Regions from separate parts of the Homo sapiens genome. Here region 2 is linked to region 1. Evidence: chromatin loops called from intact Hi-C (ENCODE). Cell type or tissue: CD14-positive monocyte. All regions are shown on one strand. Each heading gives the region's core, and the rest is flanking DNA. Links, peaks and the distances in the headings are about the cores only. Region 1 overlaps VWA8 (von Willebrand factor A domain containing 8). Region 2 overlaps VWA8 (von Willebrand factor A domain containing 8).

Region 1 (5,385 bases), core at 59-5,058:
AAACTTATACCTGAAGGGAGCAAGGGTGAAGAAAAGGAAAAAGTCGAACACTGGTCTGCAAGCCATGAGACATAACAAAGTTGTCATAGCTGGTCTTTGATTTTAGCTCTGAGCTTCCTGGCAACTAAAACCAAGAGGGAATCTTAAGCAGCTCCATGGCTTTCACTAATCACAAGGGGAAACACATTTCAGTTCTTCAAGGGAAACAAAGCTACTCCCCACGGTGAAAGTCCATGTCTTATTTGTATTTGTATCCTGTACTTGGACAGAGCCCGGCAACCCATAGCATTCATTAGCTGAAGCTGCCCTTCTTCTTCCACTTAATTCTAAAAGGAATTCCTCACGTAGAGCTTCACACAAGGGGCTCTGGGAAATTCAGGGGGGGCAGTATCCTTAATAATAGGCCTAAAGTACCTGAAGTGATGGGTTTCATCAATCTGTTTCTTGTTGCCTACCTCATAACACAGAGACACAACTCAGGGAAGCAATCCTGGGGTGCATGTGGGATGTCAAGCCTAATAGCAATCTAAGATCACTGATTTCTGTAGGACATGTTTGATCCGTAATAAAATCTAGTCTGTCTATGGACTGTGTGTCCTTCATGCATATCTGCACGTGCATACAGCATTTCTCATGATTGAACTTTTGATAATAATTACATGGCATGTGACTGAATTCAAGGTTGTTTGCTCTGGTAAGGGCCAGAAGTGCAGGTGCTCTCTGTGGCTGATTAAGAGAGGATTAATAGGCTCATATCAAGCAGTAACACAGCAGCATTGGGGGTCCCTTCACCATGCTAGACTTCTAAAATGGAGGGTGTGCAGCAAACTAAGAATACCAAAATGGAAACAGTTGAAATGGAAACCTGCTTTTCTCCTGGGATAATCATCATCATTGTTAGCTGGGGAGACACCAATGACTGTATAACCCCTGCCCATGTGGAAATGGAACGTGATACTGAAGCTTTCAGGGTGGACTCAAACTTTGGAAGGCTGCTTGGCTAGTGATGGGGCAAGAGTGGGTGGGTATGGGGAACTGGGATAAGGCCAGGAGGCTCTGAGGAGTCTGGGAACAGACTTTTGCTTCTAAGCAGCTCATTTTTTTCTAACATCATGGCTGCAGCATTTCTTCTGTAGTAATCAGACTTTTAAATTATGGAGTTATTTTACAATTACTACTTCAGATAAAACAAAAGCTTCACTTTCTCTGCACTGATGAATGAGCTGGTGAGAGGATGAAGATTTTCATTCACTCTGGATGGAGTTTGAATCCACCTATCCATCATCATGGTCAATGATGCCTCTCATTATTCTTAGTTCATGTCATTACCTGGAACTTCTCCTCATAGTTCTCGAAGGCTTCCATGACCATACACACAGCCTCCATTGTGCGCTCAAGCCGGCCATCCATCCTGTTGAAACGGTACATGCTACCAGACACATCTACCACCAGGCGCAGACGCTTGGGTTTCTGTTGTGGGCTGCCAAGCTGAGGGAAGGAATAACAGAAAAGCCGTTTGTGAACTGGCAAACTTCCCCTGGTGGCTGTCTTGGGGATCTCACAGAAGCTCCAGCGTGCCAGCCCCGAGATGGGCAGACCAGCCATAGGCTCAGCCCTGCACAAGGCTGTCCTAGCAGGTAGCAAGGCATCTATGGGTTGTACTGCAGTAAACAGAATTTCAGACTTGTGCTAATGGTTGGGGCCACATGGAAAATATTTTCCTTTGGAATATAGTCCTTTTAAAGCTCACTCTAGTAAAGTTGACTTACCGAGGTTGATGCCTTAAAAATAATATGATGACTTAAAAATAATAATCTGGAATGACATGTCATTTTCACTTCATGCCTCAGAGTCAGTAACTCTAGCAAGAGTTTGTGTTATTTTGGAGGGAAGCCCATGTCAATTTTACTTGTACGTATTGGGTAGTGACCTGAAAATTATTCTCCACACAGGCCACAGGTAATGTCAGATTCCTAAAACAAAGTTATGTGATGGGGGTCTGGCAAAGAAATTAAAGAAAAGATTTTAAAAACGACTTTTGTGTTTACTAAGCTGCACATCTTCTCTTCCTTCCACATTACTGAATTAGTGCTTTTCTTTTCTTGGCAGTTTGAAAGCATAAAAGTGACATCAAATTGTTCTAGAAACAACTGTCAATTAAGATTACAAGATTAAGTTTGATTTTAGACCCACGACTGCCAATTTGCAGATTTTAAGAAAAAGTTTGTTAGTTTTGCTGACGATAAAAAAGAAGAAGGCTGCGTGCAGGGGCTCATGCCTGTAATCCCAGTGCTTTGGGAGGCCAAGGTGGGAGAACTGCTTGAGGCCAAGGGTTCAATACCAGCCTGGGCAACACAGCAAGAACTCATCTCTACAAAAAAATACACAAATCAGCTAGGGTGGTGCTATGTGCCTATATTCCCAGCTACTCAGCTGGGTAAGCTGAAAGGGTCACTTGAGCCCAATAGTTTGAGGCTGTAGTGAGCTATGATTGTGCCACTGCACTAAAGCCTGGGCAACAAGCAAGACCCTGTCTCTAGAAAAAAAAAAAAAAAGGAAGAAGAAAAATTCCAGATTATTCTGTTATTAAATATTTGCTGTTATTAAATATAAAAAATAATGAGCAGAGTTAGTAATTTCAAGAAAACACGGTGGGTATTGAGAGTGTAATGGTTTGAGGCAAATTCAACATATTTCTTAAAAACTTGTTGAGTCTGCCCAAATTAAGAACACTTATACATATGCTTCCATGACTACTCACAATTTCAGATGTATCCAAACACATTTGTTGACCACAATGATTCAGTAAAGAAAGCAGTTGTTGACTCATACCAATGACACAGAAATAAGAACTCCCCAAATCACCAGATCCTCTCTAAATAAATATTTAAAAGGAGTGACTCTCCCTTCCCCCTACCAGTCACTGCACCCCCAGCTCTCAGTGGCGACTCAGCAATTCTGGTTACCCAGGAATACAGGAGATCACAGAGCTCACCAAGAGACTCAATATTTCATCCTGTCATCATTTTGTTTTGCTATTACATTGCAAATATTTTAAATTTATGGCTGTCTAAAACTTTACATACTACAATTATAGTTACTTAAGGGAGACGTTCTTATTTTCTATATTTTTTTTCAGTTATATGATGGACACTGATCTTTAAAGTAAGAGAACAGTAGAAAATCACTAAGGTTGTTTTATTGTTTTCACTTGAAGGTTTCTCTAGGCTTAATAGACACACCAGGTGTCTTCAGTTTCCCCTCCAGGGCACCTGCTCTGTGTCCTGGGAGTTGATCTGTGTGGACAATCCGTGTTGGAGCTCAGAAATCGATACCCTCTAAATATGGTGCTTGGACATGCTGAACTGAAGAAGCAGCATCAAGGTCTCACTGACCTTCCTCCCTCTCCCCACAAAGCACTGGATAATTTGTTCTCTGAAGTTTCTTCAACTGTCTAAAGTTCAGAGCTCCAAAGAAGAAAACCATTACTCTGGGCCCTTCCCTGAGTTTTCATCAACTGAACTCATATCACAGGAAGAAAGGCTGAAGTCTGTCAACACACCTGGACAGACTTCGGTCACAAACCATTGCTTTGTGGGCCCAACAGACTCTGTCCCAGGCCACTGTGTGCTCTTCAAGTCCACTGAATTGCCCTAAAACCATTTACTACCCCCGTAAAATCATCTACACTTCTCCATCTCCTTTTCCCTTAAGAAGAAGGGTACATAAGCATCTGTACTTCACTGTGTGGAGGGGGACTCACCCTTGGTTTCACCCCGGTGCACATTAATACATTTGTATGCCTCTTCTCCTATTAATGTGCCTTTTGTGAGGTGATTTTCAGAGAACCTTCAGAGGGCGAAGGGGAAGTTTTCCCTTGGCCCCTACAATCACATCAGCTGGCCTCTTGGCTGCTGGCTCCCAGTGGGTTCTGCTCATGGGAGGCACTGGTGGAGGTCAGGGGGTGAGGGTGGAGTATTTATTCCCTTGGCCCCCTCTCTGCTGTTGCCCATGGGTTGGCTCCCCTTCTGCTGAAGGCCACCACTCCATCAACCACCTTCTCCAGGTTCCAGGAACTGCTGTCTCATTCTGCCCTTTTAGGCCTCAGAGTGAGTTAGATCCCTGCTGTTGCTATCCCTGGGTTACTGCACTGTTTATTTTTGATTTTCCTAAACCCCACCCTTATTTTTGTAAATAGTCTTTGTACTGACTGTTTCTTAAATTACCTAATTTGAGCATGCCTTATGTTTCTTGCTGGGACCTTGAGTTGAATAATAAATAGTATAATATTTATGGAGTTTTTCTTCTTCTTCTTCTTTTTTTTTTTTTTTAACATAATGCTTTCCTTGGTTACCATATTCAGGATTTGTGATATTTTGACACAACTCACGAAAGCAAGTTTCTGTAAAGAGGGCTAGACTATGCAGAGCTGAGGCTAGCAGTTCACCATGACTTACTTGTGGCTCCAGCTCACCCCGACGTTTGTAGATGGCTTTTTCTCCAGTCAGCCCATCAATGATCTTGGCATCATCTAATTCTCCAGTAGCTTGATGTCTTAGCCATTGTCTTTCTTTACCTTTAGCCTACAAAAGACACACATACACACACAAAGCCTTAATTAGTTATGCAGAGTCTCTGACATACTTTGTGCATGAATAACAGGAAACACACCTGGGATCTTTTCAGTAAGTGATGGTTCTGCATGAACACAGTCATATAAATGAAGTGGTTTCTGCTCTGCTGACAAATAAATGCCCTTTGTCCGTTTTAATTCTTTCAACATATGGAACAATAAAATGAATGAAAGATGGTATGCAAATGAGTCCCTGGAGAGATGTCCAGTATCTGGAAATATAATAATGGGGGCGCATTTCTTACAGATTTTCTGTCACGGTGCTTCTCAAAAGTTTATTAGTTAAAATAATCAGCTTGAATTTGTTAACATTGTCTGTAAGCCCAGAGAAAATGTGACCTTTAGAATTCTACCTTTTGGTAAAGAGTTTGTTACTCAAGTTCTCTGGGACTTAGAGTGCAAATGGAAATAGCTGAAAACAATAGTATGTGAACATTTTGTACCCCACAAGTCTTTCTGGTTATCTATTTTCAGAAATCTTCTGGATTACTTTTCTAAAAGTTTTTTCACATAATACTTTGCTACAATAACTTACAATTATGCCAGATAGACTAATTTTACGGCAGTAAAATGATAAAGAATTATAGTATCCCAATCAAGGCATATGCTTATTACAGCCAACTACTATATTTACATTAATGAGTGGGAAGAATAGCTAAGATGTTTTTATGCATGCAAACTAAAGTAGTAGTTAAGATTATGTGTTCCAGGCAACCTACAAAATGGGAGAAAATTTTCGCAACCTACTCATC
Region 2 (5,385 bases), core at 250-5,249, 57 kb after region 1:
CCCTCCACCTTGCATTTCCCTTCTAGTAACTGGGTCCCAATTTGGTTCCCTACTGCATGAACCTATATTTTGGTTCCTTGCTTTTTCCTTTCTCTATTTAGGGGCCTGTTTGTGTGATCCTGAACTTTTCCGATCTGGACTCCCAGCCATTGCCAGTCATCACACTCCTCACTCTCCATTTTGCTATCAAGGACTTTTCATCTCTGAATAGCTGTCACTTAGTACAATGCCTAGTGCATAGTAGATCCTCAATAAATAGTTGTCAAAGGAATCAATAATGAATGAGAACTGAAGCTTCCTTCTCATTGACTGGAGCTGGTTTGCTTCCAAGTGCCACTTCTACCCTGCCACTTTCCACTATTAACAGGGCTTAGGGAGCTAACGTTGTTTGCATATGTTAGTCTTGGGTGAGTTAATACAGCCACAGAGCTTAATGAACGCCAGTGTAGTTGCTTGGTATGTCCCTTATGGGGCAGCTGCCTAGGGCTGTACAGGGTAGGTCTCAGCTGAGGCAGTGTGAGTGGAGCTGAAAGTCACACAATGCTCACATCACCAACACCAGGCTCTAAAGAAGGTAGCCAAAAGAAAGCAGCTCTTTCTGTTTTCTAACCGGTTTGCCCAGAGAGGTCCCACTTTGCAATCCATCCTCTCGGTGGGAGAGCCTTTTTCTAATTTCATACAGTAGCTCATTTGTGTTGGAAGAGGCCCTAGCAGGGCTAACATTACCACAAGGAAACATAGTAAGTGAGTTTTTGGCAAGTGTATCTCTTAAGGAGCAAGCATCTGTGAAGGAGTGAATCTATTATCTCCTTTTTTCTTATTATAGGTAAAACCCAGTATCTTTCTCCTGTTAAGTTCATACAGACAGACTTCATTGAAATTTAAGGGCAACAATTTTAGCATGGTAGCTGACTACCCAGATTTTTTTTTAATTGTGCCATTATATTAAAGCAATTTTTCCCAGGGAAGCAAGGTGAACCCTCTTAGCTTGGAAGAACCCTTGGCTCTTTCAGAGGCTTTCCTCTTACGAGCCTCTAATCTACCTGTGAGACCTAGGCATCTTGTACCACCCCCGCCAAAAAAAAAAACCAGAGTGTAGAGAGGTAGTTTGCCTTGCCCATATGCACTTCTCTAGGATAATTAAATATATATTTTGTCTAGTCTTAGCAGATACATGTAGAGCAGGTCCTTGAATAACATTTTGTTCAAGGACATTTCATTATAAAGTCAATGAGAAAAAACACAGATTCCCGGCCAGGGCCACTGTCTGTGTGGGGTCTGCACGTTTTCCCCATGCCTGTGTGTGTTTTCTCTAGCTACTCTGGTTTCCTCCCACATCCCAAAGCTGTGCACTTTAGGTTAACTGGTGTGTCTACATGGTCCCAGTGTGAGTGAGTGCAGGTGTGTTAGTGTGCCCCACGAGGCGGGGGATGGCCTCCTGTGCAAGGTGGGTTCCCCTGAGCCACCAGGATAGGCTCTGGCTAACTGCAGCCCTGAACTGGAGTAATTTGGTAAACAGTTATCTTACTTGTTTTCATTAATCTTTCTTAAATGTATATATAGCTTACACTGATTTCAGTGTTTACTATAAGGAGTGTTTTGGGTCTCTATTTAGAAGTTAGGTGATGTTTTTGTAACCAGAAATATGCTGTAGGAACTTAACTCTTGTTTATCCCAATTAGCCTATGGTAAAACTGGTTTCATTATTTATTGTTTCATTTAAAGTTTCCAAGAATAGTATAGTTTCCAAGAACCTGTTGACTATGTTAAGTGAGGACTCACTGTATTACTGCTACTCAAAAATTTCCTCTAAACATGGTTAAAAGCACAGACATTGGAACCAGTTTCCTTGAATTCAAACTCTGTCTTTGACACTTATTAACCGTGTAAGGCACTTCATCTGTAAAACAAGGATAGTAATGGCACCTACCTCATAGGGTCATTGTGGGGGTTAAAAATGTTAAATTCACATTATTACTTAAGATAGTGCCTGGCCATACTAAATGCAATATGCATTATCTATCATTACTATTATTTTAGGAGAGTGAAAAAGGTACTGCTTAGTACAAAACATTCATTTTTCAGTAGAGATATGCCAGGTATGTATCATGTTAATATTAGCATTGGGAAAAAATAACTCCGGATTTTCATCAAGGATATTTTCTGAAGTTTGGGTTGTATGAGAATTCTACACTCTGTCCAATTCTTATAATAACACTCATGATCTGCTGTTCATTCATGACCTCACTCAGGAAGTTCAGTTTTGCTACAAATATTACAAATACCAAACTGATGTTTCCTAACTCACTCAGTGTTCTGCCCAGATTGCGGCAGGCCCCTTTTTATGGCTCTGGCAGCTGATATTAGGACTTGATTACTTCTGAACTCCTGAAAACATGTTTGCTGTCAGTTGCAAAAGAGGTGGCATGAGAGCGACTCAAAACATTTCCAGTATCATGACTGTTCCATGAAAGACTTGAGAGAAATGGATACCTTAAAAAAACGAGAATAAATGTGCTGAAGTGCCAAGGAAAAGGCAGTTCTCTCTCTACTAGCTCCAATTTAGGATTTGCACTTCAATCTATACTTGCTCACTTGTGAAATTAAAAATCTTTTTTTTTAAATCACATAATATCAGATGTGACTTCTTCACTTACTTTTATTTTTCTAAGTGCATCTGAAAGAAGAAAGGTATTTCCAGGAGGGCAAAGAAGAGAATGTATATGATTTTTCTTCTCACTTAAGATTCTTATCAAATTTTCCTGATTTTTTTTTTTTTTTTTTGAGACGGAGTTTTGCTCTTGTTGCCCAGGCTGGAGTGCAATGGCACAATCTAGGCTTACCACAACCTCCACCTCCTGGGTTCAAGCGATTCTTCTGCCTCGGCCTCCCGAGTAGCTGGGATTGCAGGCATGTGCCACCACGCCCAGCTAATTTTGTATTTTTAGTAGAGAAGGGGTTTCCCCATGTTGGTCAGGCTGGTCTAGAACTCCTGACCTCAAGTGAACTGCCCACTTCTGCCTACCAAAGTGCTGGGATTACAGGTGTGAGCCACCACGCCCGGCCAAATTTTCCTGATTTTTATGTGTAGGGTTGAACAATGGAACCTAATCTGAATCATTAATTCATTCATGGATTCATTCAGTGAGTAATGATGATGAGTGACGACCACGTGCCGGTGCCCTGATGTTTACAGTCTAGGCATTTTAAATATACTACTTCTGATATTCATAATTCTCCATATTAGGTATTATTTCTACTTTGCAGGACAGGAAACTAAGGCTTAGAGATGTATAGCAACATACTCATTATCACATAGTTATTAATTGGAGGAGCCAGGATTGAAATCTCAGTCCATCTCCTTCTAAAACCCAGGTTTATCAGATTTTTTTTTTACTACATTACACTGGCTATAAACAATGAATGTATTCTTGATAGTACAAAATTCAATGTTTTATAAAGCATATCATGGTTTAGGAAAGCAAGAAATATGCCTGAAAGGCAAGCATTTTTCCTTTTTAATATATATCAGATTTATAGAAAGCACTGTATACATCAGTAAATAAGACATTAGATTAAAGGGCTAGCATATCTTTCAGAAGGTTAGTAAAATACTGTATTTATGTATGGTCTGAACTGCATCATACCAGACAATCCTGAACATGATCTGCAGACTCAATGCTTGCCCTAGTGGCTCACGTCTGAAAATGTCACTTACTGGCCACAGGACATTGGGTGTACTATGTAATCTGTTTGAAAATCTGTTTCTTCATCTATAAAATGGGACTATCATCATTCTATCACATAGGAAGCTACAAAGAGAAAATGGAGAGATACATGTAGAATACTTAACAGTGATGGGCAGGCTTCAGTACCTTACCTTTTCCTCACATATTACACACACAGCTTTACTAACAGTAGCAGTAAAGTACATCTCTGTTTATCATTTACACAGAAAAAAAGAGCTCCAATGGAAATGCCCCAGAACATGAAGATCACTGACTTTGATGGCCTGCCTGTGGTAAAACTTAGGATATAAATGAGGATCAGAAGCTTTTGGGAGACATTTTCTGGATGTGTCAGGTTTAGCGTGACTAAAGAAGGGTTTGAATATAATCCCTAAACTACAAGTAATCTTCCACTTATGCATATTAGGTAAGGATAAATGAACAGTTACATTAACACACAGAGCATATCTACAAACAAATAAGATTTTCTTAAATACATTAGAATGTGTTCATTTAAAAGACTTATTTGAAAAAAATAAAAAGAATTTTAAAAGGTTGTTATTTGACATTGTCACTCTGAATGCATATATATTTATTTCATTCATTTGACAAATGCTTACTGAGTGTCCAGTAAGTTCAGGGCACTGTGCTAGCATTGGGCATATGCTGATACACAAAACAGCAATGGTTTTTTCCCTTCAAAATCAGCTTTGAAACCATGAGTAGAATCAGTCACATTATTTACTGATAAATATACATCGCTAAAAGAATTCAAGTCTGGGCCAGGTGCAGTGGCTCATGCCTGTAATCCTAGCACTTTGGGAGGCCGAGGTGGGTGGATCACTTGAGGTCAGGAGTTTGAGACCAGATTGGCCAATATGGTGAAACCCTTTCTCTACTAAAAATACAAAAATTAGCTGGTATCATGACGCATGCCTGTAATCCCAGCTACTCAGGAGGCTGAAGCAGGAGAATCGCCTAAACCCGGGAGGCAGAGGTTGCAGTGAGCCAAGATCGCACCACTGCACTCTAGCCTGGGCGAAGGAGCGAGACTTTGTCTCAGGAAAAAAAAAAAGAATTCAAGTCTGACTGACTAAAGCCTAAGCTCATCATAAAACCCACCACCTAGGAGAAAATATTAAATGATGCATGTCTTGGAGAATCAACGTAGTTAGCAGAGGAGAGCTTTCCTAACACAATAGAAAAATGCCTTTGGACGGTGTCGGTAGTCCCCTCAGTAAAGTGTCTCACACTTCCTGAATCTGATCACTGGTAATAATGATGATAAAAAAAGATTTCCTTTTTTTAGCATTGGAAAAAACCCTACCCAAATAATTTTTGGAAGCTTGAGATTACATTATTTATCTGGTTCAGGTTTTAAAAATATTTCTGATTTTTTTCTGCCAAAATCCAAGCCCTCTTTCCTCATACAGAACAACTTAGATTTCTGAAATAGTTCTTCCCTTGACATTACTTGGGAGGTGGGCATTATTTCCCCAGAAAAGTAAACAAGGGAATAAAAACAAGGTGACTCAAAGGATGAGGAAGTATGTTTTTGTAGAGAACAAAAGATCCTTTCACAGTATGTCAAAGACTTAACTGTGAACTTTCCCGAATGTAAACACTGTTCAAATGGCAAAAGGAATTTCATCTATGT

The links. A loop is a pair of places that touch in the nucleus more often than their neighbours do. Peaks named below come from ENCODE experiments on the same cell type or tissue, not always from the same donor. Only the 100,000 strongest peaks of a DNase experiment are listed, where the experiment ranks them.
Region 2: a loop joins it to region 1, with 2.6 times the contacts of the local background. A loop is called at or near these places in 10 of 110 quality-filtered maps.

The regions. Positions count from the first base shown.
Region 1 is chr13:41,586,183-41,591,567 of GRCh38, forward strand. VWA8 (von Willebrand factor A domain containing 8) reads right to left here. Exons shown (of 45, transcript NM_015058.2): 41 at 4,458-4,583; 42 at 1,330-1,488. Among named protein-coding and RNA genes, the nearest start is that of MIR5006, 20 kb to the left of the region's middle. In CD14-positive monocyte, for the core only: no CTCF peak of the experiment used is centred there; DNase peaks (open chromatin) are centred at 2,479 and 2,869; H3K27ac peaks cover 2,552 bases.
Region 2 is chr13:41,643,200-41,648,584 of GRCh38, forward strand. All of the region lies in intron 37 of VWA8 (von Willebrand factor A domain containing 8), which reads right to left. Among named protein-coding and RNA genes, the nearest start is that of MIR5006, 77 kb to the left of the region's middle. RefSeq lists an enhancer at 5,275-5,385 and a cis regulatory region at 5,341-5,352. In CD14-positive monocyte, for the core only: no CTCF peak of the experiment used is centred there; a DNase peak (open chromatin) is centred at 2,302; H3K27ac peaks cover 1,002 bases.